2 separate regions of the Mus musculus genome follow, and region 2 is linked to region 1. A link is a loop called in an ENCODE intact Hi-C map of the cell type or tissue named here. Cell type or tissue: gastrocnemius. All regions are shown on one strand. Links, peaks and the distances in the headings refer to the core of each region. The heading gives the core; the rest is flanking DNA. Region 1 overlaps Sh3tc1 (SH3 domain and tetratricopeptide repeats 1). Region 2 overlaps Ablim2 (actin-binding LIM protein 2).

The links. Hi-C counts contacts between places; a loop is a spot of excess contacts. Peaks named below come from ENCODE experiments on the same cell type or tissue, not always from the same donor. Only the 100,000 strongest peaks of a DNase experiment are listed, where the experiment ranks them.
Region 2: it touches region 1 in a loop (4-fold over the local background); 8 of 42 quality-filtered maps call a loop at or near these places.

What each region holds. Positions count from the first base shown.
Region 1 is chr5:35,691,899-35,707,578 of GRCm38, reverse strand. Sh3tc1 (SH3 domain and tetratricopeptide repeats 1) reads left to right here. Exons shown (of 18, transcript NM_194344.2): 12 at 38-1,717; 13 at 4,048-4,228; 14 at 5,578-5,728; 15 at 6,872-6,994; 16 at 7,172-7,322; 17 at 7,672-7,868; 18 at 10,011-10,399. The coding sequence ends at 10,268. Among named protein-coding and RNA genes, the nearest start is that of Htra3, 20 kb to the right of the region's middle. In gastrocnemius, for the core only: no CTCF peak of the experiment used is centred there; DNase peaks (open chromatin) are centred at 4,212, 4,679 and 6,358.
Region 2 is chr5:35,850,168-35,865,847 of GRCm38, reverse strand. Ablim2 (actin-binding LIM protein 2) reads right to left here. Exons shown (of 22, transcript NM_001177696.1): 16 at 8,668-8,720; 17 at 7,884-8,022. Among named protein-coding and RNA genes, the nearest start is that of Afap1, 35 kb to the left of the region's middle. In gastrocnemius, for the core only: a CTCF peak has its summit at 7,565 (motif pointing right); DNase peaks (open chromatin) are centred at 7,569, 7,861, 9,445 and 10,033; H3K27ac peaks cover 2,089 bases.

The DNA of each region.
Region 1 (15,680 bases), core at 2,863-10,862:
CCACAGCTGATCCAACCTGGCCTTCTGTGACTTCTAGAAATGTCTCTGCCTCACCTGAACCCAGAACCACATGGGACTCTGCAGATGGTAAAGAACATTTTAGAAAAGTGCAAGGCCTGCCCTGACCACCCCGAAGCCCCGGTGTCCTGGAGCCTTGGAGGGGTGTCCAGAAGAGCGAGTTCACTGGACCTTGAGGAGCCCCGCTTCTGCCTGGATCCTGAGGATGACTGGACAGACCCCGAGCCTCTGGACTCACTGCTGCAGGTCCTGAATGCCCCTGGTTATGGGGCCCACTTCCGGAGCCTGTACGATATCTCACTTCCCTGGCTGAGCACCGCACTCTATGGCTTTGATGATGAAGAAGAGCTGGCTGAACGATTGGCACAGGCCCGAGGAGTTGCCAAGAAAGTCGACTTGAGCATGGCCCTGGCAAGGCTCTGCCTCCTGCTGGGGCGTCTGTGTGCCCGAAAGCTCAAACTATCCCAGGCCCGGGTGTACTTTGAAGAGGCACTGGGAGCTCTGGAGGGGAGTTTTGGGGACCTCTCCCTGGTGGCGGCAGTGTATAGCAGCCTGACTACTGTGTACCTAAAGCAGAAGAACGCAGAGAAGTGTGTGCAGGTGGCACCCAAAGCAGCGGCACTGCTCCTGGGGACACCCGGCCACTCCTGCAACGCAGATGCGGAGCTGCTGAAGTATGCGCTGCGCAGGGTCATCTGTGGCCTCAGCCCACAGGCCGAGGCCCGGGCCTGCTTCCTGCTGGCCAGGCACTACACCCACCTCAAACAGCCTGAGGAGGCCCTGCCATACCTGGAGAGACTGCTTCGCCTCAACAGGGATGCAGGGAGCCCACAGGCCTCATGGCCTGAAGACTGTTACCTGCTTCTGGCTGACATTTATGGCCGGAAATGCCTGCCCCATCTGGCGTTGAGCTGCCTCAGAGTGTCCTCACTGTGGACAAGGTGCTCTCTGCCTGGCTCCTTGAGGAGTGTGGACCTGGTACTCCAGAATGTTCCTGGGCCAAACAGCCAAAGGAGGGCAGGTCATAGCCTTCCCTCCCAGATTGCTTACTACCTCAGACAGGCATTGGCCTCTCTGGCTCCTGGCACAGGACAGGCACTGCGTGGGCCGCTCTATGCCAGCCTGGCTCAACTGTACAGTCACCACCAGCAGTACAGCCAGGCCATTGCCTTCATGTCTCAGGCTGCAGAAGCTGACACTGCAGCTGGGGTCCACCCTGTCGTGGACCGCTTGGTGGCCCTCGCCTGGTTGCACATGCTTTGTGGGAACAGCTTAGTAGCCATGGACATCCTGAAGTGCATCTCAGATGCAGCCGTGGCCAATAAGGACCAGGAGTGTGTTATGATGAACATGGTGGCCATGGCCCTGAAGAGGATGGGCAGGACCCGACAGGCTGCTGAAGGCTACTTCCGAGCTCTGCACATGGCCTATGCACAGGGCCACCTGCAGAGCCAGGCAGTGGTCCTGGCTAACTTTGGGGCCCTGTGTCTGCAAGCTGGTGCACGCAGCTTGGCCCAGCACTACCTGCGCGAGGCTGTGGGGCTCTTCTCCCAGGTGCCCAGTGGCGTGTGTGGCCGGGACTTCACCCAGGTGCTCCTGTGGTTGGGCCAACTGTGCACACGCCGGGCCCTCCCGCAGCAGGCTAAGTGCTACTACGAGTGGGCCTTTCTGGTGGCCGTGGAGACAGACCATCTGGAGAGTAAGTACTGACTGACCTTGTTCCCCCTCCACACCTCCTCCTGGGGTCTGCGTGGGTCATGCTGGCTTCTGAGAAAGCATGCCATTCCCCCCTCAGAACACCCTGGGGTGGGAGGCAGGGGACAGAGACCTCCCACTGAGTCATGGAAACCTGGAGATGTTTGCCACTACCTTTGATGCAAACTTCTTCCACCTCTTCCTGCGCTGGGCTAGATGTGAAGGGTGTGCTGAGAGTACCACACTGTAGAACAGTGGTTCTCAACCTGTGGGTCCCGACCCCCTAGTAGGGTGGGGAGGCCCATTGACCCCTTTCACATGGGGTTGCCTAAGACCATCGCAAAACAGATATTTACATTACAATTCACAACAGTAGCAAAATACAGCTAGGAAATAGCAACAAAAATAATTTTGTTGTTGGGGGGTCACCAAGACATGAGGAAGTATATTAAAAGGTTGCAGCATTAGGAAGGTTGAGAATCACTGTTCTAAGGACGCCACAACCCCTTCCTACTGCCCCATCTTGAGGTGGAGGCCCTCCCAGACATAACACGGAGACTTGGGGTCCCACTGAGCTAACACAGCCTGGGGTTCTGTGAGCTGGACCTCTGGTTCTGTCTTCTGCTGCCCTGACCACCTCACATGGCCTCTTCATTAGAAGTCACCAGGTTTCAGAGCCGGTCAGGTTTACCTACAAGGACCTTGTGCAGGTGTAATCCAGGCTCCACCCACAGGTGGGAGGGACCACGTTCTTGCTAGGGCCAGGAGCTGGACAGGAGACAGATGGTCATGGGCAGCTCTACTCCAGCCTGTGGCTTGGGGACACTTCTTTGACTAATGATCTGAGGAAAGGTTAGCCGAGTAGGGAGTGCTGGGGGAGCTGAGGGCGGGGCTGCTGAATCCATTCACTTTGCAGTGTTGAATGGTAAGCCTCAGCTGGGAGAGGGGGCGGCTAAGCATCATCAGGAACCTTAGCCTATGACTTGCCCCCTTTCCCAAGAGGGCTGGAGAACCATCAAGTCTACAGGATGCTCGTTCACTGTGGCTGTGGAAATGGAGAGGAGGTGCGTCTGGTTAGAGTCTGTTCTCTGGCAGAGAACTTGATATACACATGAGGTTTTAAGGACATGGTTTGTGTAAAGGGAGCCACAGAGGAAATCCCTCAGCAGGTAAGGACTTGGAGTTGCAGAGGGTTGTGAGGTGCCATGTAGGTGCTAAGAATCAAACTCAGGTCTTCTGCAAGAGAAGCTAGTGCTCTTGACTTTCGAGCCATGTCTCCAACCCTTAACTTCCAATCCCTTAAACTTCTATGCTTCTGTTTCCTTTGTGTCTCTTCCTTTAACCTCTGGCTATTCGGAAATGGGCAGCTGAACTTTCATGTATCCATGAATTTACTAGACTTTCTACCGTTACTGTTTTCTGTCTGTCCCTCTGTTTGGTTAGCAGAACTAAACAAACCATCCTAGGGTCTCACATGTGCTAGATGAACGCTCTGGAACCGTTCCGTATTCCCAGTCTTCTTTGAGAGAAGTCATCACTAGTTGCACTACCTGGCCCTGAACTCATTCTGTAGTTCTATTTTGCTGCCCTGTAGCCAAAGAACACATTCCCAATGATGTCCATCTTTTTGCATTTCCTGAGACTTGGTCAGTGCCTGGAGTGTGTCTTTAGAGACTGCCCTATGAGCCCTTGAGCAGACCTGAACCCTCAAGACCTGGTTTGCTTATGGCATGGCTAAGCCTTCTGCCTTTGTGTTGATTTCCAAGTTGTCTTGACAGTTGAGAATGCCTCATGGCTCCCAGCCCCTGGCTTTGGGATAGTCCAGTGAGCCATGGTTTGGAGCCTTGCCTCTTGGGTGGAGCCTGGGCTTATGGGTAGAGCACAGCCTGATGTAGACTGACTTTGTTGTCCTACGTGGCAGGCGCCAGGAAAGATGCTGGCTACGTACTGTCTGTGTGTCCGACTATATTGAGCTGCCATTTCCCTGGCCTGATGGCCAGGGTGGAGATGGGGAAGGTGTGGTAAGACAGAAACAAAAGGTGTGGACAGGGCAAACGCCTGGTTAGGATCCACCCCTGGCCTGGCTGAGCTGATCAGCACTACAACCTTCCCTGCTTCCAGTTGATGGAAAGCCCATGGTATGCTTCTCTACAGACCTGCGGCTCTATAGCCTGGCTCTGGGCTTGAGATCTCTGATTTTTGAGGACCCAGCTCAGAAGTGAGGAAGAGAGAGTCATAGAATGGGGCCTTCAGCCCTTCCACACACAGGCACTGGGGTGCCTCAAAGGTGATTGCATCATGACAGTAACACATCCTCCTGCTGTCCCCACCCAGGTCAGTTACAGGCTGTGCAGAAGCTGTGCCTCTTCTACAGCAAGGTGATGCCCAATGAGGTGCGATGTGTCATCTACCACGAGTTCCAACTGGCACTGGCACGCAAGACCGCCAACAAGGTGCTGGAGGGACAGCTGCTGGAGGCCATCAGCCAGCTCTACCTGTCGCTGGGCACTGAGCGGTAAGGGGGCGGGGCACAGAAACCCCGGAGAGCCCCTCCCCTCAGGAACCAGCCAAACCTCAATGCTCCAGGGCTGGGGAGCATGCCATTCATTGTTCATGATATAGGAGTCCCAGCATGGTCCCTGCTCTGATGGGGGACTAGCCCTCCTACCCTTGTTCTCTTGGTTAAACAAGGGTCACCACTACAGTCATTTCAACCTCCCCGTGCCATGGTTGCTGCTGTAATCTGACCCCTACCTGCCTCTAGTCTTTAGTTGTCAGCCTGGGGCCAGGTGGGTGTCCTTCACCCACCAGATGTCCGATGGTGGCCATGTGTTCTCCAGGCTTCTCACCACAGAGGGCAGAGCCAACTAGCTACCCTGGAGCCAAGGCTCAGGGTCATGTTGGAGGTGTGACCTACTGAAGTTCTGGCTAGCCTGCCAGTTGGGAAACTCCTCAGTGTGACACCTCTCCTAAGGCAGGGGGCACCAGAGCAGGGAAGACCCTGTGAGGAAACAGGAGAGACCCCTGTCCTAGCACAGACTCACAGCAGGAACGGTGGCCTGGAGCCAGACTTCTTGGATACATCCCTGGGCTGCTGTCCATCTCCCCTGGAGCATGTTGTAGTTTCTCAGCCCCACCCAGGCCTCAGGGCCAGCCGCTGCTGAGAGCAGTCCTCTGTAACACTGCAGTATATACAAGTTTAAGAAGCCCTGGTGAATGATCTGAATTCTGCCGTATGCCAATATCTCTCAGAGAATACAGACTGTGTGTTAGGGTTTCTATACCATGACCACAAATAACTTGAGGGAAGAAAGGGTTTATTTTCATTTCCATTTCTATATCATAGCCCATCATTGAGGAAAGAAAGGGCAGGAACTCAAAACACAGCAGGAAGCTGGAAGCAGGGGCTGATGCAGAGGCCATGGAGGAGTGCTGCTTACTGGCTTGCTCAGCCTGATTTCTTAAAATGCCCAGGACCACTAGCCTGGAAGTAGCTCTGCTTACAGTAAGCTGGCCCTCACACATCAATCAAGAAAACATACTGTAGGCTTACCCACAGGCCAGCCTGGTGGGGACATTTTCTCAAATGAGACCCCCTTTTCCCAAATGACTCTAGCTTATGTCAAGTTGACATACAGCTAGCCATTACTGGCTGGATTCAGCATGCTGGGGTTGATGGCACATAGAGGCCTCCTTACACATAGCTGCCCTGTCTTCCCTCGGAAGAACTGCCTTTGTCTTTCCATGCTGTGACTGGGTGCCTGGGGCAGGACATGGTGCTGCCCACGGAGGATTCCTTCAGGTCCTGACCTTCCAGGCCGTTCTGTAGGCAGATCCTGTTCTGATGCCTGTGTCTGACCCCAGGGCCTACAAGTCGGCTCTGGATTACACTAAACGGAGCCTGGGGATTTTCATCGACCTGCAGCAGAAGGAGAAGGAGGCACGCGCCTGGCTGCAGGCAGGGAAGATCTACTATATCCTGCGTCAGAATGAGCTGGTGGACTTATACATCCAGGTGCGCTCAGTGCTGGCAGGGTGCACTGGCTCCCTCCCTCACCACCCAACCCACCTATCTACCCACCCACTGCCCTGCGCCCACCTGCTTATTGACCTAACTGTCTACTCAGCCATTTATTCTGCCCTCTCACCTATCCACCCATCTACTCACTCACCCGTTGACCCACCAGCCATCTATCCACCCATCCATCCTTTCATCCACCTACCCACTCATCCATCCATCACATCTCCTCTTCACTACACATTCATTTGTCCACCCACCCACCTGTGCATCCCCTCATCCACCCATATGCCCATCCACGTGTTCTCTTCACCCGCCCATCACAGTTGTGCACCTTCCCACTCTGGCTTCCTCAATTCCCCTCCATGCCCAGCCTCTCTGATAACCATCTGAGCTCCCCGGGCAGAAGGTGGGCCCCCGCATAGTACCCACCCTTGTCAGTACATAGCAAGTGCTTAGTGTACGTAGGAATGATGTGTCCTCTCAGCTTGCACACAGAAGAGCTTGCTTCGGCAATCTGGACAGATGAGGAGCACAGGCGTGGCATGGTGAAGTGAGGATCTAGGATCCAGGAGCCCAGGGAAGGGCCATCTGACTGGAGATCAAGCAGCTTTGAGCCAGGGTGGGGAGCTAGCGCCACCTGCTGGGAGAGAATATCAAGGTCCTGCCTAGAAGCTGGAGCGAGGGTGTATTTATTATCTCATCACTGAGCAGATGTTTTTTGTGCACCTACTCTGTACCAGGCATTGCAGGCATCCCTGAACACAGCAGAGAAGCCCCAGCCTCAGGCTCTGTCTTGTAGCACTGATGGGAGAGAAGTGGGTATGGATGGGTCAGGAATGAATAGGATATGGTGGGAAACCACAGGAGGGGCAGCCAGCTGTGATTCCAACATAGTGGGCAGGTCAAAAGCCAGGCCCGAGTGCTTCCCTGCTCACCCGGGCAGCCCACACCTGCTAGGCTCTGGGGATGCAGCTGAACTGAAACTTCCTAGCTCTCTGGTCCTGAAAGCTCCTCTCCTCAGAGCCACAAACCCACAGGGACAGAGGGAGGTTGGTGTCTCCAAGTGTGAGACCCATGTCTCAAGAGACACGGCCTTTCCAGAAGGTACAATCTCTAGAGAACGTCTGGTTCTTACAGGTGGCACAGAATGCAGCCCTGTATACTGGGGACCCCAAGCTGGGCCTGGAACTGTTTGAGGCAGCAGGGGACATTTTCTTCAATGGGACCTGGGAGCGGGAGAAAGCTGTGTCCTTCTACCGGGTGAGTGGCCACTCTATGTGGGGGTAACCCCAGCTCCCAGCCTGGGATGTCAGAACAGAACCAACCTCTGTCCCATGGAAAGACCAAAGGGAGGTGACAGTTCCTCACACACATGTGGGCTTAGGAGGAATTTTGCTTGGTGGGTACTGCAGATACCTAACCTCAGTATATGAACAGGACCGGGCACTGCCCCTGGCTGTGACTGTAGGAGACCAGGAAGTGGAACTGCGCCTGTGCAACAAGCTGGTGGCCCTTCTGTCCGCGCTGGAGGCACCCCAGGAGGGCCTGGAGTTTGCCCATGAGGCCTTGGCACTCAGCATCACCCTAGGTGAGTCCTCAGCCCTCAGCTCTGCTTGGCCTCCAGTCCCAGGTGTGGAGGCTTGGCTTCTCCCATCTCCTGCGGGAACAGCTCAGCAGCTCTGCTGAGCCTGCAGTGCCTAGCCCACGGCTGAGCACAGAGCGGGCAGGGACTTAGGAGAGAGCAAAGCTCGGGGGCTTTCTCTGCTTCTTTCTCTTGCTGGGACCACATGCCGGCCCGCTTGCCCTGCTTTCCACACGGAGGGGCGGGCGGCAGGGGTGGGGGGGACTTGGACTTGTGTAGGTTGTCCTCGGCCTGCCTGCCTTACTGGGTAGTGTCCTCACACCTGCCCCTCCACCTGCACACCCCCCTCCCCCAGGTGACCGCCTGAATGAGCGAGTGGCCTACCACAGGCTAGCCACCCTGCACCACCGGCTGGGCCACGGGGAACTGGCTGAGCACTTCTTCCTCAAGGCCCTGTCACTCTGCAGCTCGCCCCTGGAATTCGATGAGGAGACCCTGTACTATGTGAAGGTCTACCTGGTGCTGGGTGACATCATCTTCTATGACCTGAAGGTGGGCAAAAAGGGTTGGGGCTCAGCCTGGGGTACATTCATTGCTCTGTCTGAGTGCGGGGAAGGGTGGGGGCTCAGCCTAGGGTAGAGTCATTGTTCCACCTGAGTGTGGGGTCTACACTGTAGTCACTGTCTCCCAGCAATGGCCTCACGTTCTCTTGGAGCCAGACCTGACTCTGAAAAGTCAGCGAGGTCGGCAGACAGGACTACCCTCTTGTGCTGGTCAGACTTGGCCCTCTCATGTAACAAACAGAAGGCAGAGGGCACCATATTTTCCCAGCAGTGGGAAAGGCACTAGGAAGCTTCCTGAATGCGGTGATTTCTCCCAAAGGAATGGAAAGAGACAAGGACATGTATGAACATTGACCACTCACATAGCAGAATCCAGCCCATACCATGGTGCCTCTTCCAGGAAGCCCACCCAGGATGTCAGCCTTTGTCCACAATTCCTTACTGGAATTCCATGGCATTGCCTTTCCTAGTCACCTAGGAGGGATGGGTGGAGATAATAGCATCCTGCCTCATAGTGAAGGAAACTCAGGTTCAGGAAGGGGTACACTGATCCTAGCCTGCCTCTCTGAATCCTTGCTGGTCACAGCTCAGGCACAGGTGTGAATCCAGGCTATCACACAGGTGCATGCGCACACACTTTGGCTTCCCACATAGCTGAGTACCCTCTCCTCCAGACCTTCTACCTGCTGAGGTGCTGGGTACCTCTCATGCTTCCTCATGTCACAGAGTGAGCCAGGGAGGGATGGCCTTAGGCCCAGGGGGAAGAGTACCTACCATCTGCTGTATGTGGTCCACTCTGTTCTTGGGTCCTGGCTCTGTGGGGCTGGTACAAAGAAGACATTGTTAGATCTTGGACTTTGTTGCCAGCTGAGGAAGATGTCCCAGATGTGGAAGGGGGGAAGGCAGGCTGGGTGGGGTCTCAGGAGATTGCTGTGAGGTGTGTCCAGGGGCAGTTTGCATCCTACTAGAATGCTGAGTTTGAGGCAAAGATGACCTTGACCTGAGAGTGGCTGGGGGTGGGGGTGTCACACCTCATCTTAGGTCCCAGTGATGTGGGCCACATGTACACACTCAACAACAGGGGCCCAGGAATTCCCCAGAGCTAGTGAGGCCCGGCTGTCCCAGGAGACCCACCTCCTCCTGGGAATGCATTGTACACTCCCTGAGTGACTAGAAGTAAGGCAAGGTCAGATACAGACAGCAGAGAGGCTCAGGAGAGAAGCAGAGGCCATGGCAGGTCAAGGCCTTAGGCTCTGGGATCTGGGAGGACGGAGGGAGCTTCAGGAAAGGGACGACGTGGATGTGTGCACAGGAAGGAACTGAGGGGTGGCCATAATGCTGTTCCAGGTCATCTGGGTCTCTGGATCACACTTGGGTGGGACTTGGAGCTGCTCTGAGCCAGCACCCAAGCTGGTGTACCCTTAGTGGCAACAGATTTAAAAAGCAATGTCCAGCTGGGTGGTGGCCGTGCATACCTTTAATCCTAGCACTCAGGAGACAGAAGCAGGCGGATTTCTGAGTTCAAGGCTATCCTGATCTACAGAGCAAGTTCTAGGACAGCCAGGGCTGCACAGAGAAACCCTGTCTCCAACCCCCCCCCAAAAAAGAACAAATACATGGGGCTCAGTGGTTAAGAGCACTGACTACTCTTCTGGAGATCCTGAGTTCAATTCCGAGAAACCACATGGTGGCTCGCAACCATCTGTAATGGAGTCCAATGCCCTCTTCTGGTGTGTCTGAAGACAGTGACAGTATACTCACATAAAATAAATACTTAAAAAAAAAAAAGAACAAAAACAACAAAAGATCTCCAAACACAAAGACCAGAAATCTCCAGCCATGTTGGGGGAAAAGGCTAAGCTTTGGCTGTGACTCAGTAAGATGGGATATCCCCATAGTATCCTGATGCGGCTCTGTTGGTCCACCATCATGGTGGGTTGTGTATGAGAGGGATACTGGGACCATGTAGTCCTTGGAGGTCACTCAAAGTATTTCCACGCCCACTGCTGCTGGTTATGAGTAGATATACCAGAGTGACCCTGAGATCGTGTCGTCCGTGGGGGGATGCTCCAGGCACCCCACCCCCACTCCGGTGAGTTGGCTTAGCACAGTCCGACATATCTGCCCACAGGACCCGTTTGATGCAGCTGGGTATTACCAGCTGGCACTGGCAGCAGCCGTGGACCTGGGCCACAAGAAAGCCCAGCTGAAGATCTACACCCGCCTGGCTACCATCTACCACCACTTCCTCGTGGACCGTGAGATGTCCCTCTTCTTCTACCAGAAAGCAAGGACCTTTGCCTCAGAACTGAACCTCCGCAGGACCAACCTGGTGCCCCAGCGCTTCTGTGGCCGGGCACCCTGGCTGGCCCCTGGCCACCCATCCTGACAACCTGAGAAGGGGCATATACAAGGGGACTCTTCCTCTTCTTGGGGTGTGGGCAACTTATTATTATTATTATTTTGCTGAGGGTTGGGGGGAACTGAAGGACCAAACAGTAGTAAATATTTTTCAGCAACTCTGGTATCTTCTAGGTGTGTGATATGCCTCCCCAGGAGCCCAGGCTGTGCCCCATTCCCAGCCCCATGACCCATCCTTTTCTGGACCCACACTGCAGCCTAGCCCCACCTTGTCTGCAGTGAGGACTGAATCCAGCAGCAAAGCCTTCTGCTGGCTCTCTCATGGTGTGGCCTTGGCAAATCAGTTACCTCCGTCCTCTATTCCATTGTCTCTGAAAAGGGAAGGTGTTGGGAGCCCCCTCAGCTGGACCTAAGGTGACCTCTCCTCTGCTCTCTTGTGTATATGACACAAGCCTGCATCGTTTATCCTCACAGTACCTGCCTGAGAGCAGTTCAGGACATGATGGCCTTCGTTGGCAGTGGGAGATGTGGGGACCCAGATTATCCATTACCACACAGCAAGGAGGAACTGAGCCCCAGAGTCAACCAAATACAGTGACCTCCCTGCCAGCCTGCCCGGAAGGACATGTCACCTTACACCTTGAGTGCAGCTTGAGAATCTCTTCATCCCTGATGATGTCAGGAGAGCCACAGGCCTGGTCCATGTGATGGCCTCAAGGCCACCCTCCCCAGCCCTGCGATTGCCTGCTCTCCTCTGGCCTCTGCTGTCACCTAGTCCCTAAGACCTCTGGAGTCTCCAGCCCAGGAAATGTGGTTCAGGTCATTCCTTTGTTAATCGGGGACACCATGGCACGGGGCGGCGGGGCTGTAAGTGGCCTGTAAGTGCTCCAAGCCCCTCCTTCAGTCATGTTTAAATAAGTGAAATTTCTTACTTTAATGGCTTCTGATGGCACTGAGTGTCACAGTGTCCCAAAGCTCCCATGTATCCCTGAACACTGTCCTCTCCCCAAGTCAGGCAGGAACTGGGGTGTCCACTCCACACCTTGCTAAACACCAAGGAGTCTTGTTCACCTTTCAAAGCCCTCCTGAAGCAGATGCTTCTACCTGTCTCCCCACCAGGGATGGGCAGAGAACTTTCCAGAACCAGTTCCTCCCCCACCCAAGCCCTTTGCCAGCTGCTGACCATCCCATTCTTGGGAGGGTTGGGCCACAGGGGGAGGGGTGCTGAAGATAAAAGGTAGTGATGACCTACTCTGGGTTCAGCCAGAGTTGTCATGGTAACTAAGGACCAGTCTGCCAGTCTGCAAGTTGTCAGCCACTAGGTGTCCTCAGCTGCCATCTACCTCAGGTTGCGGGGCCTTTGGGAGATAAATCTCTCTGAGCCCGGGTAGGTCAGCACAGAAACAAAGCGGCTGCCTTGGGGCTGAGGTGAGACTTGCTCGAGGTGAGGGTGTTCTGAGAGCTCTACTGTGCTCCCTGGGCTGGCCCTGCCACAGTGCTGTTTCCTATTAGGATGCTCGTGAGCCCAGGGCATCCCAAAAGCCTTACCATGCTGTACCAAGGTTAAGTAACAAATGACACTGTCTTAACCTCTCAGACCCTCTGTGTCATTGTCTGTAACTGAAGTAACCCAACCTTGAGTTTTTGCAAATGGCAGGAGGAAGACAACGTGGGGACAGAGTCGCCAGCAGAATCTCTGCCTAGGCAGAACGGGGTGGTAGAGGCTGGGGCCTGGTGCACTCCTTACTGCTCTCCCATTAGCATGGGTCTAGGATATCCTGTGGCTTGCCGAAGGCTGCAGCAGCCTACAGACCCATTGCTCAGAAGCCGAGCTTTAGAAGGAGGCCCAGTGTCTCCCAAGTCTATGCAACTCCCTTCCTTCACACATGGCCTGACTCTGAGGCCATGAGCCCCACTGCAGTAGGGCTGTTTCACTCTCTTGGGAGCACAGTTACCCTGCACCAGCTTGTCCCAGGACAGATACATGCAGGTGTCGAAGGAACTGAGTAGCTTGGGGGTCAGGATCACAGGGATCCTCTGTGTGACCTGAGCCAGAGCTTCAGGTTGCTTTAGTGGGCAAACGGCACCCACTCGGCCCTTCCCTGCTCTCCGTGACACCTCTACAAAGCCAGTCCTTTTGGTCACATATGGGTTGACAGCCTGTGTCCTAGGGAGGCAGAAATCCTGGGCTTTTATCTCTAAAGACCTGAGGCAATGGCGTCTGGAGGTCAAGGATGCCTCTGTGACCCAGTCAGCAGGCTGAGAACATCTCTGTGGGGACCTAGCAGCCTGGCAGATGCAGTGGGAGCGGGGTGGGGTGGGGTGGGGGGGACTTCCTCTGTCTGAGGACAGAGACAGGCTCGCCCTAGGAGGAGGGTAGTGAGTATTGACTCCTGGGCCGTGTTTCCCTGTTCCCAGAACTGCCATAGCTCCTCTCACTTTCCCATCATGCTCATCTCAGGAGGCTGGAAAAGGATCATTGAGCAATGAAGTCACTCTAGATGACCACTTCTAGACCAGAGCCCAGCGTAAAGGCCTCAGCAAACAGTCATATTCAGAGATGACTGTGGATACACCCATTCCAGGCACGGCCTGTGTTGGGCCAAGAGAAGCTAGTCTAGCCCTGACCTCAGCAGTTGAGGATTCCCCTCCCCTCTAGGGGATAGGGATCAGGGACTCTAGGGGGACAGCTCAAGTAAGCACCAGAGAGGGCTCAGGTCCATGTTGGCTCTCAGCCATCCACAGCAATGCAGCCACCTGAGCTGAGAATCCCACCATTGCCGGCAGGGGCATCAGAAAAATCCACTTAGGTCAAATTGGGTGCCGTCACCCCATCTCCTGGCAGTGGCACCTTGGGAACCGTCCTATCAACCCGCAGGTCTTTGGGGATGCAGCAACGTTCAATTCACACAGCTCTGAGCAAGTCAGCCTCCCCGGGGTCCTGGTCCATCTCTGGAACACTGAGGTCCATCTCAGACATGATCATAGGAACCATAGGAGGGTGTGAACCCCCGATGACTGCTCCTGTCACTTGTACTTTACTGCAAAAAGCTTAACGGAGACGCCACCACACAGGGCCATGCTCACAGCAACCTGAGCAGCAGCACTTGTGAGGCCAGGGGCTGTGTGGTGCACACCAGCCCTCGAGGGGTCCAGTCACCTCATCCCAGTCACACCATGTTCATGTGTGGAGTGGAGGTGTGTCCCCTGTTCCTCACTCCAACAAGGACACAGAAAGGCAGTTGTGGTCACTTGAATAACCCAGAGCATCTCTCTCTCTCACACACACACACACACACACACACACACACACACACACACACACACACACACACACCCCGGAAGTCTGTCTTGCTCTAAAAGACAGGTTTGGTGAGGATCTTATTTGCAAGGTAGTAGCTGGAACGTTGGCATCTCCAGGGCAGCTCTGGCTTTCTGGCTAGGTGACTCCAAGCAGAGAGTTAGAAGGAGGATGTGAAAGCAGGGATCAGGAAGTGGGTCAGGGTAGAGGCAGAGGGGCTACGGTGCTGGAAGTTTGTCCGATGGTGGAAGTTTGTCAGCAAGGTGATGGGTGACTCATAGACACTGTGAAGGGGTGGGCTCTATATCACAGTTGGGGGATGGGACATGGCTTGGAGGGGTTATTCCCTTTGGAGAGTTCATGGGGTCCTATAGGTCCCAGGCACAGGCAGTGTGGGGAAACAGATTTCCCTTTGACAGATGCCTCAAGGCATCTTTCTCTCTTCACCCCTGCACCTTGAGCTGCTGGGTGCCCACAATCACACATGGTCAGGATCCCCTGAGTCATAGGGGAGACACTGTGTCCCCTGTGTGCCCCCAGCGTCTTTTGTCATCATCTGATATTTATGTGGAGGGGCTCCTCTGGCCCTTAGTACCGTTGCAGCCTCTTGATGACTGTAGTACTGGACTCCTCAGCTCCCTCCTCTGTGACTTCAGAAAGACCCAGGCAGCAATGCTTCACCAGGCAGTTCTGAGGACCCGGCCAAACAGGGTCCCTTGTAACCAGAAGCTCCCAGCTCACCCACTAAGGCGCCAGTCCCTTGGCTGATGGGATAAGTCCAACTCGGATAAGGGAGTGATCAGAGTGCATGTCGAAACCCAAATAGATCAGACAAGGGTACCCAAAGGTTTCCTCTCAGGTCCTTTCCCAGTGTGTCAGAGGCTCAGATGATGGGTCCGAAAGCGAAGGATGAAGTGAATGCTGTTAGAGAAGCTGTGTGCCAGACTCCTATGTTTTCCCCTAAACCCAGTTCTAATGTCCCATCTTCAAAGCCACCTCTGCCTGGCACACACAGTCAAAGCACTCCCCCCTTCTCAGCAGTGTACATGTCTTTTCAGCTCTGTGCAGTCCGCCTCATCAACGCCTTCTACAGACGACACCGAGGCTGCATAAGGTTGAGGGATCCCAATAGTCACACAGCTGTGGCTGCCCAACCTCTGACTGTAGAGGTCGCAAACCAGAGGGGACTGGTCCACCTCTCTTCACCAGCAGCTAGTCATGGCTGGAGCCCTAGGGAGTTACCAACTACTACTTACAGATCTCCCAAGTTCTGATCCCCAGGCTCCATGCAACTGCCCCCCTGCTCCTGCATGCCTTCCTATCACCTGGATCACGTCAATGCTTGACCTGAGAGGCTCAGGCTCCTGGGTCAACTTCCTGCCATCTATCTAAGGTTGCAGCCAGGGACAGGGTGAGCGGGCTCATGCGTGAGCAGATGTGTACCTGTGTGTATGTATGTACCTATGCCTGTGCCTGTGCCTGTGCCTGTGCCTGTGCCTGTGCCTGTGCCTGTGCGTGCGTGCGTGCGTGCGTGCGTGTGTGCGTGTGTGTGTGGTGTAGGGGCAGTTCTCTTTCTCTCTGACCCTCCCCTGATTGTCTAGGCCCTCTGATGACCCCACCCACCTAGGCCTGCTTCTTTTCTCTGTTTAAACACCCACAGAAACACATCTTGCCTATTGTGGCTGCTGTGACCAGGTTCCATGATCCAAATGGCTGATAAACAACAAGCCCTGGCTTCTGTCTGTCTGTAGGGCAAGATGCAGTGAGCAAGGCTTTCTGCGTCCCACACCCTCTACCCTCCAGTCCTGTTCCAGTCCTAAGTACTCCTCCTGTTCAGTACCCTTGATTTCAGGGGTCAGGGTCCTCCATATTGAACCATGACACCAGGATCAATTTCTTCCGACCAGTCTCGGCAGCCACATGAACAGCAGCCATCCTCTGCCTGACTCAGGAGGGAGGAGGTTCCCAGCCCCCATAAGGCTTTTCACACAGTCACAAGCTCTCCAGGCTGACAGGCCAGCACACCCTTGACAACTTGTAGAATGACCAGACACTCTGCATGTGGCCAGGCAGGCTGCCTTCCTCTCTGAGCCTTTGGATGCTCACCTGTCAAATCCCAGTCTGTGAACAGAAATGTGT
Region 2 (15,680 bases), core at 3,689-11,688, 160 kb before region 1:
TGGGCCACTCCTGCTTTTCCTGCCTCTTTGTGGCCTAGGTCAATGCACAGCCTGCTCTTTGCATTTTACAGAGAAAGGGCTTAACACCTCCTCCTCACTCAAAGCCATGGGGTCCCTCCCCAAGACACCTGCTTCCCAATTATACACAAAGTCTCTTCTGGTCTCCCAAGGGATCCACTGTGGAAACCCAGGGGCCTCTGCTAGCTGAAGGTGCTAGATGCAGCGAATGCTTCTCAAAGAGGAGGTCAGCAGCAATAAAGAACTTGCCTGTTGGCTGGGTTCTCAGCTCTACCCCGACCCTATTGCTACTGAACTCAGATTCTGCAAGCCTTCCAGGCCTTTTGGATGAACACAAACAGCAAATATCTCAACTGTATTTCTGGCCTGCTAGTCGGGGGACTGCACACGGTCCCCCCAGGCTCTATGGTCAACCTCTCACACATAGTAGCAATCTTATTTCCATAGGTCACACCATGTCCCCCAATCCTTACAGCCATCCCAGACTGGTCAATTACAAAAACAAAAAGATTCATTGTGTTTTTAGTTATGTGTATGTGTGTGTGGTATGGGCGTGGTCTGTGCTGGTGCCCATAGGCAAGAAGAAGAGGTCAGATCTCCTGGAGCTGGAGTTATACGCAGTTGTGGGATGCCCAGTGTGGGTGCTGGCACCTGAGTTCTGGCCCTCTACAAGAGAAGCAATGTGTTTAACTACTGATTCATCTCTCCAGCCCTGGCCATACTTTTTCCTTTAAGAAACTGAAGAAGATGGGGCGAAGCAGTTAAGAGAACTCAGGCTTGATTCCCAGTACCCCATGATGGCTGTTAATACTCTCTTCTGGCCTCTATGAGCCCTCCTAGGCTAGGTAGGACTGTGCCATCCTGTGATGGCCACTACAGGCCACCACCAGCCACATGGGATTTGGGATCTTTGAGGTTGGGGGAAGAATCTCAAATTCAAATAAGAATTACTAGTGCCTCTTGAAATGGAATGGGTAGGGCAGAGACCCAGGGATCCTTGCTGCTCTAGCATGGGGCCAAAGGCCATGGGAGCTGCTGGGCAGCCGGGGAAAGGCTCAGAGGGGCCATGGGCCGCATCACTCACCATTCACACCAAGGACTGAGTTTGGCCCAGCTGTTAAGCATGCACATGGTTTATGGTCACACATGGAGGCAAAACATCCAAACACACACAATAACTTTTTAAAGAGAAAGCAGCATCTTGAGAAGAGAAGGATGGGTGGAGTACCATGGTGCTCCACCCATCTCCCATGCCTGGGGTCTTCCCTTTCTGAGATTTTAAATGCTTGAAATGATCACGTTCTCTCTGGAAACGGTCCCATAACCACTCTTTAAGGTGACAACTTCTCTCAGTCCCCCCCCCCCCTTTGAGAAGGTCCCTGTCCCTCCCTCCCAGAAGCATATTCCCACTGGATGTAGAACTCACAGCCGGGTCTTCCTTTCAGCACACGAAGACAAACCACTTGCTTCCTGTGCCTGTAGTTTCCATAAGGAGGTGGATGCCATCAGCTAGCGCTTCCTGCAGATGGCGTTGCTCTTCTCACTGCATACTTCCAACAAGCTGGGGGTTTTGTTTTGTTCTGTTGCTTGTTTGTTTTGCTTTTTACACCTTAGCATTCAGAAGTTTAGCGGCATGTCTTGATGTAGACTTTTTTGGTTGCCTGGGGTTCACTCAGCTTCTTGATCTTGCAGGCTATAAAGCTGAGTCTTCAGCTGAGTCCGGGAGAGTTTCAGCCATTGTTCCTTTGAGGGGTTCTGACCCATTCTTTCTCCCCTTCTAGGAATTCAAAGATGCAAAAATCATTTTTCCAGGTCCCAGGTGCTTGTTTTCCTTCTCTCCATGGTCCAGACTAGAACGAAGATTCCGACATGCTCTGTCGGAGTCAGCCGTCCTGTCGCTGAGCCCTCCCAACAGGGTTTTACATCGTTTTCTACCTTTCAGTTCAATGTCAAGTTTTCAGCTAACTCCTTTTGCAAAGTAATCTGTGTTTCTTTGGTGAGACTTTTTCTCTATTCTGGTTTTGACACAACTGCTCACTGGAGCATCTTGCTTTCGAGTGTCTTAGACTCCTTGGATGACACCAACCCCGGTTCCTTTGAGTCTGCTGACTCTCATCCTCATTCGGATGCTACCATCACAGTTCCCAGTTGCTGCAAGTCATTTTTGATTGCCTCCTGGATATCCAAATGTTGTAATAAAAAATGGGGTCTTACGTAGTCTTCCATTTTAGCAAGCCACAGTGCTGTTGGGCCCAGTGTTCACAGCCCGGCATGCAGACTGATCACTGACTTTTAGAGTGCTGATTAAAAAGCTACTCCATTCTTCTTGACTTGCTTAGAGTCGCTGGTGTCCACACCCCTGACCCCCAATCTCTGCCGCAGCTGCTGTGTGTACATCCCACCAGCTAGGAGGCAGAAAACCCTAGCAATACATAAAGACCACTTTCCTAGGCCTCCATCTCCATACTCTGTCCCCACTGCGGTGGTCAGCCTTCTCCCCCTTCCCTCCTGTGGCTGTTTGCTCCGCTATAGCCTCCTCCTTTTAGGTGTGCTTAGCAAGAAGAACCAGACAGGTGTATCTATGAAGGTCTTGTCCTTGGAGCTGCTAATCTGTCTTAGGGAGGGACCTGCCATCCCGTGATTTTAAAGGTTCTAGAGTCCTGTGTGCAGCAGAGCAGATAACTTGTGTATTTAAAGCCCCCTCACGATCCAAAGGTTCAATCCCATGCCCAGGGACCTCTGTGCCTTGAACACAAGGGAGCTGGGGCCTAGGGAGATCATGTGACCTGGATGAGATCAATGGCCCAAGCAGGTCTTCTAGGAACCTGTATGCCTGATAAGATCATATGACCTTCAAGAGTGTGGGGCCATGAGAGAGGGGTGGGCATGCACAGGAAGAGGAAAGTATAAAAGACAGAAGACCATGAGCAAGTTCACAGCTGTGTGCTTGTGACCCTGGGTTATAGAAGGCTCTTCAGGCACTATCCACCCCCCAACTCCTGGACTAGGCATAGGCTTTGCCTAACTACACAGCCCTGTGCTGGCTCTCAGGGGCCCATCCATAGCCACTATGAAGCACACTGCTGATCTCCCTTAGAATGATCAGCACGTGATCCTTGGCTCTGTTCTATTTAGGATGGCTCATAAGAGGTCAGGATGGTGACTGGACACTCGGGATGCGGATGACTGGGAGAAAAGAGTTCCTGATGCAGTGGGAGGTGCAAGCTTGTCACAGTATCCCAGGCCGTTCTTCTGACAACTGACTGGCAAGTCACTGCAGGTCACCATTCCTTCACTGGGGTCCAGTATGTGACTCCCAGTGCCTGCTCTGTCCAGGATATTTCCTCTCAGCTCTGAACAGCAGAACTCAATGTCCCTGAGCAGGTATGAGTTTCAGGCTGGGGAAGTCACTGGGACAGGCTTGAGCCGGCAGGTGGCTGCAGGTTCACTGCATTCTGACTTGCGTGTCTGGGTGTTCCACCAAGATGTCCTCACGAGACTGCATGCCCAGGCATCCTGCATGAGGGCCCAGGAACCTCATGCTACAGGGAGTGATCCTGGATCATTCTTCTTGTTGTAAATGAGGGAATTTCATACCATCGCAGCTTGTTAGGGGACCCAAGGTCACACAGCAGTGACTAGGTGGGGCTCTACCAGCCAGCCAGACACCAATACGGTGCTCTGTGTCGATCCCTCTCATGGTTTCCTGGACACATTTGTCGACTTTGGATCTTTCCTGGAAGCCATGCCTGCTTCCATCTTGTGGCTGGCTAGTCCCTCTCCCTGCTATACCACTGTGTCTCCTTCCCTCAGGCTCTGCAGATGCCAATCTACAAATGCTCATGCGTACTGTGCATTGGCCAGAGTACCTCTCTAACACAGACGCTGGCAGCCACATCCTGTCACCTTCCAGCCAACTTGGTCCCATGGGAGACACCTTAAGTCCTCTAGGGCTGTCATTGCACAGGGTAGGGTGGGGGGGACTGGTAACAGTAACTTGGCCACACAGTTTGCTAGCCCTGAATCTGCCTTCGGCTGGTTCATCCCTTCCCAAGAACCGCTTGCTTCCAGGACCACATCTTGAGTCCTGCTAGGCACTGGCTTCCATGGAGACTTCTTATATCTCCATGGCACCCTTCCCAGAATGCTCCAGCTGCCAATCTTCACATACCACCTGACTGGCCCCATCTCACTGCAGCTCCACAGGTCAGGCCCAGCTCTGGTCCCATGCCTAGAACAGGGCTGGGACACAGAAGGTGTTCAAGGCCTGTGGAATAGGTGACTGGACTGCTCCTGCTTGTCTGAACCCCAATCAGTACTGGAAATGCCAAAGATCTTCCACTTGTGATACCTGCAGATTCTGTCACATAGGGCTCTTGGTCACAGCTCTACCACCAGGTGCTTGCTTGGCTGCCACCCTCAGTACTCCCAGGTATGACTGACAGGCCAGGAGGACATAACCATAGACATGGCAACAAGAGACAACTCTTTCTCAACATGAACTCTCCAGGGGTCAAAGAATGAAGGGTTAAGAATGTGGCCCGCCCTCCCTCCCTTCCTCCCTCCCTTCCTCCCTCCCTTCCTCCCTCCCTCCCTTCCTTCCTTCCTTCCTTCCTTCCTTCCTTCCTTCCTTCTTTTCCTCCCTCCCTTCTTCCCTTGTTCCCTTCCTTCCTTCCTCCCTTCTTCCCTTCCTTCCTTCCTCCCTCTCTCCCTCCCTCCCTCCCTTCTTCCCTTCTTTCCTCCCTCCCTCCCTTCTTCCTTCCTTCTCCCCTTCCTTCCTTCCTTCCTCCCTCCCTCCCTCCCTTCCTTCCTCCCTTCCTCCCTTTCTCCCTTCCTCCCTCCCTTCCTTCCTCCCTCCCTCCCTCCTTCCCTTCCTCCCTTCTTCCTTCCTTCCTTCCTCCCTTCTTCCCTTCCTCCCTTCTTCCCTTCCTTCCTTCCTCCCTCTCTCCCTCCCTCCCTCCCTTCCTCCCTTCTTCCCTCCCTTCTTCCCTCCCTACCTCCCTTCCTTCCTCTTTCCCTCCCTCCCTCCCTCCCTCCCTCCCTTCCTTCCATTGGAGAAGAACAGAGCCACAGAATCCAGTCCTGCCGCTGGCTGCTACTGAGTGGCTGGGGAGGGGGGGCAATGAGCTCATCAGCAGACACTGGCACATCCACCATTCCATATTCCACAAGGGTCTCATGGTGGAGGACACGGAGGTGACACCAATGCCAATGGCACAGGGCAGTCTGGAGTGAATTGTACTTCCTGAATCATTAAATCAGAGTCTCGTTTGTCTCCAATCCCCAAGCTGCCCTGAGCCCATGCCTCCCACCTTCCTCTCAACCTGGTGAAATAAGGCCAGGGATTACTCCTCTGAAAACTTTGGGGCCTTACTAGGAACCACTGAGACCCCTGGGTAGTGTCTTTTGTGACCCAAATGCTTGAATTATACCACCAGATCTCTGACTACCATGCCCATGTCTGTGTGTGCACATCTGTACTCACATATGTAAGTAAGGGACCCCAAGAGAGAGGATAGGACAAGAAAGATCAAGATGTAGGGTCCAGAGAACATGTGTCCACACGGTGCAAGTTAAAGGAGAGGACTCGGGGAATCAAGTCTCACTCTAAGGCCTTCAAGGTTCTCCTCTTACAACAAAAGCCAACCCTGTCCCTTTTCATGCAGACTCGGGCAGTTATCAATAACCATTCCCACAGAGCCAAGAAACATGTCTATAATAAAATGTATACCCATTGGTAGGATAGCTGTGCCTGGCAGAGAACGGCTGTCCCATGGGACTGGGCAGCACAGTGGGATGAAGGTAAGGGCACAGGTGCAATGCTAGACACTGTGGGTTTCCTACTCCGGTGACATGAAGTCTGGACACCAGGAGAAAAGCAGAGGCAGGGGGATGTAGTTATGACTGCTGGCACATGTCAGGTGGAGTGGTCCAAACCCTCACTAAAGGTTCTGCTGTGCAGAACCCTCCTCAGCTGTGGCACAGGTGCCAGCAGCACAGGTGCCTGGGTTCAAACCCTCACTAAAGGTTCTGCTGTGCAGACAACCCCCCCTTCCTCAGCTGTGGCACAGGTGCCAGCACAGGTGCCTGGGTTCCTAAGGGCCAGGTGAACTCACATAACAGCTGCTGCATCACTCACATTGGCTTGCTGTGGGGATGCAACAGAGGAAAGGGATGACAGACAAGCCCTTGTCACTGTGGGGATGACCAGTGAAGACACCTGATAATAGCCTGCCTCACAGAGACCAGCGCACTCAAAAGGTCCTGGGACGAACACCCCCGTACTGGCACCTGTAGATGAGAAAGTGCCACAGGGTGGTATAGGTACACACACAGGTCACACAGCATGGCCACAGCCAAAGCAGGACCCCGAGAGGTGACATCTACAGCCCTGCTTCTTCCCACACTGTATTCTGCTTCCCTCAGTCCTGAGTCTCAGGCAGTCCAGAGTCTCAGCCTGGAGGCCAGAACACTACACAGGGCAACGAGGGTAATAGGCAACCCCTACGTTCTGCTCTGTGGAGGAGCCTCCATTGTCCAAACCGGAGTCCCACAAAGCACATGTGCACCCTCGGCATGAGACAACCACCTAGGGCAAGGATCCTTGGGATGGAGTCCCGAGGGATGATATCGTAGCCACCCAGCAGATGTAGACATGCACAGGGGACTTTCCACTTCCTCTCACCATGCCTTCAGCTAGCTCTTCCCCCAAAAGAACCCTGAGGAGACCCAGACCTGTGGGACCACTTGGTGTGCCTTCTCACGTTGACATCAGCCTTGTGTGCATGCTCTGAGATCCCAAGGGACATCATCTGCTTACAAAGACTCCCCACAGAACAACATTCCAGTTTCCAGTTGGTCACAATGTCCGGCTGCCTGCACCTCCACTCGTCCCTCCCCTGTGTAGTGGTTAAATAGTGCCTCAGAAGTGAGGGTCTTAAGAACGGTCATGCTGTTGGCCAGGCAAAACACTCTTGTATGCCTGGTGCCTAGTGACCCGAGAGTCAGCATTGCTGCTCTGGCTTCTATCATAAGCCAGTTAGCAGGGCAGGCAGATTTCACGCAGAGTCGGTACCACCGTGATGCCAGCGGGGTTCCCTCTGCTTTCTCACACCACAGATTCCCGTCACCTCTACGTCCAACCTCAGCCACAGCTATGGACAACAACTGCTAGGCCCAGCTTAGACCAGAGGCTGCTTCTGTGTGAGACTGAGCCTGCCTGCAGCCTGTGCTGGCTCTGCCTGGGACCTACAGCATCTTCAGTGAACAACAGGATGGGAATGTACTCTATCCTTGGGAATCATCCCTAAGCCAGGCTTCACAACACCCGCAAGGCTAAGCATACACCAGCTTTGCTACCCGTGACATCGGGTCGTATTACCTAGGAAACTCCAAGTGCTTTCTCGGTGTGTTACAGGGACCAGGACAGTGCCTTGTACCAGTTTCCAGGTCTGTGCTCGCCTCCTGACCATGACCACATCTGCCCCCAGAGAAAAGAGGCCCTGGGAGCTGTTCTCTTTGCTTTCTTGCCTGCTCCAAGAGAACCACGAGGGGGCGCTGTGCACACACTAGCTAGCTATGTCACTGTGGAGAGACACTGCTTTACCTGGCTTGATTCACATTCTTAGGCTGTTTGGGAGGTCTTGGTTTTGTTTTAATTTTATTTTTAAGACAGAGTCTCACTATGTAGCTCAGGCTGGCCTCAAACTCACAGCAATCTTTCTGCCATCCAAATGTTAGGGTTACATGCTGTTGCTAGCTCTTAGGCTTAATTGGGGGGGAGCAATAAAGCTGAGATCTGGGGGCCCGCTCAGTAGGGGGCCCTTCGCTGGCAGTCTCCTGTGGGCTTCAGAAGAGCCACTCACGTGAGTAGAGGCTGTCCCCTGCCATTCTTTGGAGAGGTTCCTGGTCAGTCCCGCTGCTGAGGGACAGCGACTGACTGTCCAGGTCTGGAGAGTTAGTTCTGGTGTCTGCATCCCCCTTGAGAAGCAGCCAGGTTGTCTTCTGTAGAGGAAAAAAGGTCACAGGAACACTGAGGTCATCTGCGATGGTGAAACGTTTCACCAGAACGTTCATTCAAGGAGCTCCGTACGCCTAACCCACAAGCCAACTCCACTGCGGGAAGCCAAACGTCTAGTACCCGTCTCACCATTAAAGGCGTCTCATTCTGAAAGTTCATGATGCAGCTGGAGAGATGGCCGAATGCTGCCTGCAGCCTGCTGTTGTGATGTCTGGCCCCCACATCCTCTCGGGGCACTTTTACAACTGGCCACATCAAAGAGGTATGCCAGTAATGTCTATTACATTTGACTTTTCCGCCATTCATTTAAAAAACAAAACAAAACAGAAACAAACAAACAAAAAACCACCTGCCAAGCTGTTCTAGAACCTTCATGTCAAATACCCCAGAATGCACTGGGGTTATTTCTTTGTCAATGTTCGTATCTCCTCAGTCCCAGAACCACAGCCTGGCTACTCGGCCGAGGCAGGACCCTGGCAGAGCATGTGCCCATACAGAGTATAAAGGGAGGCAGACGAGTATGGCTCCCACCTTGGTCCTCCTGGGACTCCAGGGGCAGAGTGAGAAAAGGACTGGAGTTCCACTGGAGTGGCCATCCCACCCCGCAGGGCTGTGGTCCCCCTCCTTACCTTCCTGCTGTCCTGGTCAAAGCTGCTGTCCTCCACGTCCAATCGCCTGGCAGCTGGAAGGGAAAGTCGGTCTGTAAAGGCAGCTCACCCTGTGTCTGTCCTGGGCCCTACTTTACATAATGCTCAAAAGGGGGAGGAAAAGCAACCAAAAGGACAACGCAATGAATGCCTTTCACAGGCTGGAGGAATGACACACTGGAGCAGCCTCCTTGGGGGCCTGTGGCCCAGGAGGTGGGCGTGTCCTGAGCCACATATGGCCTTACTCTAGTTCTAGCCACACCTCCAACCTGGAGAAATGCAGCCACATCCTCAGGTGGAGCCACTTGGCATTTGATGGACATACTATTGACCTTTAGAGGGAGACCCTGAAAGGACAGAAGGTCTCGCCTCGACGGCCTTGGTGTCAGACACAGACACATGCTTTTGGGCATCACTGCTTCTTTCCCATCAAGAACTCTGCAAAACTGGGATCTGCTTCATTTCACAGATGGAGAGACTGAGGCTCAGGGAGGGGTCTCACTTTTGAGACCGTCATGAAGTGAGATGAGGGGGCTGAGAGTGACATGAACTCAGGTTCTCTCCCCTGCCTGCCCCATTGAGCTGCCTGACCAGCCCTGAGCTATGCCACTGGAGGAGTCCTCAAGAATCAGCAGAGTGACAGTGTGCCCAGAGTGACAGTGTGCCCAGAGATGAGCTCACTCAGAGCCAGGGCTCACCCCACAGCAGCGTGTTTACCAAGAAGACTCTTGGCAGCATTTTTATCGTCCCACTGGGCTGACCCTGTTCCCAGGAGTAAACAAAGAAACCATGCAAGGCATGCTGGTCTATTTATTTCAGGACTCAGACAGTGCAGGGAGACCAAGATCTACCCCAAACCCGTGCACACAGCAATTTCTGGAAGCCCTGGGATCCTCACCAGCTAGGGCTGAGCTCAGGGAGGAGAGCAGACAGGCTTCTTACCTGCAGCCTGCGGTGGGCTCAGCCCTGCCCATCTCTTGGAGCGCCCTGCCTCCTGCACCACCAAGGACAAAACTGACACCAGGCCAGAGAGCTTGGACATTGGGGACTGGGCTACAGGACCTTGACAAGATAGGGCCAAAATTGAAGACTGAGTACTTCCATTCTAGACATGCTGACTGTTTCTCCCCCTGTGGCTTCTGTATCTCCTGGTACGAGAGACTGGTTTGTTTTTTTGTTTGTTTGTTTTGTTTTGTTTTGTTTTCAGTTGGAAATAAACCCTCTGCTCTCTCCATATCCAGAGGCCAGTGAAGGCCAGCCTTGCTGGGGCGGTTCAGTGGAGGCACTCAGAGAGGGGGCAGTGTAACTCCTGCTGCTCAGGCAATGGCTGTCACTGGGCAGCAGCACAGAATGTGGCTAACGCACCAGCTCTGACAGAGGGCGCGGTGACAAGCTCTGAGCTCTGACAGTTCTGCTCCACCATGTCAGCCAGAGAGAGGCTCTAGCTCAGGGGCTCTTCGGGATGTGAAATCCCACCCTGGTAGCCCAAGCCATGGGTTTTCAAGATTTCATATAGCTATGGATAATCCACTAGCCAGACACACTCCAACATAGTGCCACCTTGGGCTCCAGAATAATCCTCCACTTGCTGGGGGGGATGTTCTGTGGAGACGTAACAAGGTCCTCTGCAAACACTACAAACTGTGGCAGGTGTGCAGTTTGCCAGACCAGAGCCAAATTCACCAGGCATTTTGCATTGTTGGTAGATTGCTTCCGTAACAACTCTGAGCCTCAGTTTTCTGATCTGTAAAATGGGAAAATACCATCATACCCTTCTAACTCATGTGGATAATGTCTGAGGAAATGAATGAAGGACAGCTCACAGGTCTGCAATGCCAGGAAAAGGCAAGAGGTCAACCCTGAAGGTAATTTGCAGGTATCCCTTCCCTCCTTCCTTGATGTGTCACATATGTGTACTGCTGCTGCTCATCGCTTCATTTCTATCTACTTACTCTCTTAACACTCCACTTACCCACCGACCCATCTGCATGCTCATCCACCTCTCTACCCAGACACTAACCCACTCATCTCCTCATGTATCTATCCACTAACCTGCCCATCAACCATCAATCTGTCCATCCATCCACCCACTCACCCACTAAGCTATCTATCTATCTATCTATCTATCATCTATCTTTTATCTATTCATGTATCCACCAATCAATTGCTCCATTCATCCACCCATGCATTATTAACCACCCACTCACTAAGCCATCTATCATCTGTCTATCTGTCTATCTATCTGTCTACCTACCTACCTACCTATCTTCCACTTTGGATAAGTGCACCCACTAACTGACTCACCTACCCCTGTATCCACCGTTCTCCAGTTATTCACCCAACCACCCACCTATGCTCTCTTTGTCCGCTTCAGTCTACTCCTTTGTCCACGGATGCATCCATTCATCCATGCTGCCCTTTATCTACCTGTCCCTCATCATGTTGGGTGCCTGCCACCTAGCCCTTCAGTATTCGTCCTCTCCTTCCCCACTGCACAGTGTGCACCTGCCCTGTCCTGAGCACAGGAACACAAGAAACAGACATGATCCTTTTCTGCCTCCGCTGACAGACTTTGTTCTCCCTGCAAGGGGTATAAATTACAAGGCCTAACCTTTGCTCACAGAGACCTGAGCACAGATCTGCCTCTACACTGAACAACTGATAGGAGATGCTCAAGGTCACGGCAGCATCTGATGTGCCTGGTGCTTCCTCCAGTGGCTCGCATATTGATAAGTAGACACGGAGAGTAGATGGCCACAGCACAGTGGCCCCAGAGCCTCCACGGAAGCCAAGCACCATGTTTCTGCTGGTACCTACCCTTCCATAGCTCTGGCTTCCAGGTGGTCACTGAGACTGTTTCAGGGTGATCAGGTCAGTCTGTGGCCACCAGGTATTCTCAGCTCTGGCCTCTATGGGAGCTCTGCCTGCCTTCGGTGTAGAGCCACCCCTGCCAGTGTCTAGTGTCACCCTATGAGTCTCCAAGCACAGGCTTTGACAGCTAGGCCCTAGGCACATCCGGTTGATGCTATCTCTCTTAAGGGAAGGAGTTTCTGAACACACAGGGAAATAATCAGGGGCTTGACCTTAGGGTTCTCAGGCCTTAGGGTTCCAGAACAGTGGGGATCTTGGTTCTCTACTCAGGTCCAGATGGGTCTCTGAGAACTAGACCCACGGACAGGACTTCTCTTGCCCGGCACGAATTCAACCTATACAGTTTAAATTGTTTTGGAATTACACTGAGAATGGAAGTGTGTGTGTGTGTGTGTGTGTGTGTGCACATAATGGGAGCAATTCTATGGATTCTCTGCTTCACAAGGCAGGGATGTACTTGGTCATAAGTGTTGGGGGCAATTCTGCGCTTCACAGGGTAGGCTGGGCTTGGCCATCATTATATCTCCAGCCCTGAAGTAGAGCCAAACACATGGTAGATGCTCAAAGACTACACTTTAGATAAATTAGTGAAAGCCCCTGGCATCTCTTGGCACTTGGCTTCCTTCTGTGAAGTTGACTGAATGGCATCTGTTTGCCGACTGCTGCCAGGACTGACAGTGACATCAGAGGAGAGGATGTGGAACCAGCGCCTATGCCCACTGACTTCTCTCCCACCCACTGTCCCTCTTCCAGAGAAAGGGGCTTGTCGTGCCTTCAGAAGACAGAGAGAAACTCCTCTTAGCCCCACAGGCCTGTGCCTAAAGCCCTCTCTGGAAAGACTCCCATGTCCCTTGAGGAATTCTGCTAGACTTGACCCATGGGAGTACCAAGTTTCTAATGTTCTTTGTGCACACAGAGTCTACCTGACAATCTTCCCTGGACAGTCAAGCTTCTTGGGAAGTCTTTGAGGAAGCACCATTTGCCTTAGACAGTTGTGATGGCCACTGTAACCTGGATTCATCTAGGAAATGAACCTCCAGCCATGCCTTTGAGGAACATTAGTTTCTGGGCATGCCCATGAGGAAAGGGCTAATTAGGTTAGCTGAAGTAGGAAGACCCACAGCAAAAGTGGGTGACCCATCCCCAAGTTGTATAAAAAGGAGAAACCAAGCCAAGCACTGCCCTTTGATGCCCTTGGCATCCTGACTGTCCATGTGATGTGACTTCAAGGTCCTGCTACCTTGACGTCTCTGCTAAGACCGACCACACTCTTGAACTACGAGCTGGAATAAACCCTTCCTCCCTTCGGTTGATTTTTGTCAGGGGGTTTTATCACAGCAACAGGAAGACCAAACAACAGTCTAAAAACAGATGCTTTCCTTCCTTTGAGAGACGGCGTCCAGAGAGTCCCTTCTGTTCGAGCAGCTCTGCCATTTTCAGAATTTGTCTGAAAGCACTGTGAGGCCCAGAGCTTACTCCCAGTTTTCTGAAGAGAATGAACCTGAGGAGGGAAGCATTTCTCCCTGCTAAGTCTCTGGATGAGGACAGCCGTGTTTCTCCCCACAACTGCCTCCCCAAGGTGACAAGGTTGGATGCTGCTTGTGTATGAAGGTGTGTGTATATGTGCATGTATGTGTGCATATGCAGGTATGTGTGCGCAGATATGTATGCATGCAGTTGTATGTGTATAGGTATGTGTGTATGCAGATTGTATGGATGTGCAGGTATGTATGCATACAGTTGTGTGTGTGTCTGTGTATGTGCACAGGTATGTGTGCATACAGTCATGCGTGTGTGTGTCTTTGTATGTGTGTGTGTGTGTATAGGCATGTCTGCATGCAGTTGTGTGTGTATGTGCAGGTATGTATGCATGTAGTTGTGTGTGTGTGTAGGTATGTATGCATTCAGTTGTGTGTGTATGTGCAGGTATGTGTGCATATAGTTGTGTGCATGTGCAGGCATGTATGAATGCAGGCATACGTGGGCACTCAGGTGTATATGTGTGTATAAGTGAGTGTGCATGTAGATGTGTGTACACACACACACACACATATACACGTGTGTGTGCATGTGACTATAATTTCACATGAAACCCAACAGCCCACAGCGGCTGCTGAGGTGCAGACCATCCTGAAGCCTCTGTCCTGAGCAGCTGCCACGCCCTGTGCCTCCTGCCTGGCAGGCACTACAGGCCCTCTTCTTGCAATGTCTGGTGGTACAGGGATGGATGCTCCTGAGCTCTCTCGCCCCTGCTTGCTCCCCTTCCATCACTTCCTAAGTTGCTTCCTCTCTTTTCCTTCTTTAACACAGCCAGTAAGCAACAAGCAAGTAGAGCTGGAACTGTTATCGAAATACAAAATGTCAAAAGATGACAGCCGCCAGGGACAAGGACAGAGGCCAGATGCACATTAGTGATCACCCCATCTTGCTCTCCATACCAAGTGTCACTTCTACCCAAGGGCACAGAGGCCTGGCTACCCTTGTGGCTCCCAAAAGCAGAAATGAGACTCAGGCTTCTAAGAAGAATAACAGTAACGGAACCCAGAAGCATCTGTGTCCAGTGACTTTGCAGTGGACGGGGTAAATGCATCAGGGGAAAGGCGTGGCTGCTTTTCATATGCTAAATATAGGATCTTAAGCTAATGAAACAGTCTTGTGATTCAGATGGCCCCAAGGGCTGTTTCAAGCTGGAATGAGGATTAAAATAATGTTGCTGGTGCCTAGATCGGGCTCCAGAGCTCCTTGGGGAAGGCCTGTGGCCAAGTTGCCTTGATGGGACAAGCGCTTGGGGGAGGGGGGTTCAAGCACACACACATGTACACAGGCGTGCATGCACACAATGTGTGTGCACACACTACCATCTGAAATTGGGAGTGGGGAGGGCTTGTGAATACCAAAGGTCTCAATCAAATGCATGAACTGGAAAACAAAGGCACTGTGGGTATCTGTATTTCCCAGGGGTTTTAAAAAGGAGCTTCTGTGCCCCTAAGGCTTTCTCATCACTTTAGAGTTTGCATGGCTCGCTGTGTTCCTATCGTGAGTTTGCATTGCTGAACGCCTGGCAGAGGCTGTGCTCTCTAAGATCTGATTCTTTACAGAATCAGCATACAGAATCCTGGCCTTGGGCAGCTGCTCCGGGTTTCTTCAAGCCTGCAGACAAGCAGGCTTATACCTGTCTTATACCTTATACAAGGCTGGTGGCTGGTAACTGTGAACCTGACCTCCCCGGGAGGCTCAGTAAAGGATTTGAACACCAACACTGTCTCAGTGTGGCCCTGTCAGACACTGGTGGTCAATGTCATCAGGTGATTTTTCTAACCCTCCCCCTTGCCAAGGCCAACTCCGCTTGGACCATGGATATTAACCACACAGTTAAGCTGCCAAGTGGAGATGAGAGATAGCAGTGGCTAATTAAGGCCCCGTAAGCCAAGCTCTATCCTGGGCTCTGGAGAGCATAGAGATCGTGGCCCTCCTCAAAGACTGCCCAGCATGTGCTGCAGGAGTCACCTAATGAGGTGGTCCTTCCTTTGCCTGGGCCTCAGTTTCTCTACCTGTAAGGCTAGGGTGCTGCAGTTCTGTTTCTGGTATAAGGTGTCATAATCTAACTGCCCCCACCCACCCCTTAGGGATACATGTACTCTCTGCTTAGATTCTAAAAACCAGGACTTCAATTCCCTTCATTCCTTCTGAGAGGAGGAAGAGGAAAGACACAGAGATGATCAGGGCCTCTCGCTACCACCGAGGAACCAAACCGAACCCCAGTAAGCTGGCTGGCACTGATTAGTGTGGGAAGCACGGGCTTTCCCTCGGCACATCGGAGCAAGAGCCGTCCATACAGGAATCTCCGCTCTCTCTCGTCTCTAGCGATGGCTTTAAGTCTCCACTGTGAACAGCCGTTTACAGTTTTGAACTGTTTCCACACTTGTTGTTCTATGAGCACCTCAGGCCCAGTCCTGGAGGAATGAGGGCAAAGGGGACAGAAAGGGCAAGGGGGAAAGGATATGGAGTGGAGGAGGTGGAGGACAGAGCGAGAGGGGGGTCTGGTTTGCAGACAAGGAAACCGAGGCTCATGGCACTGCAGTGACCTCCCCAGTCACCCAGAAATTGAAACTCTGACTCCTTTT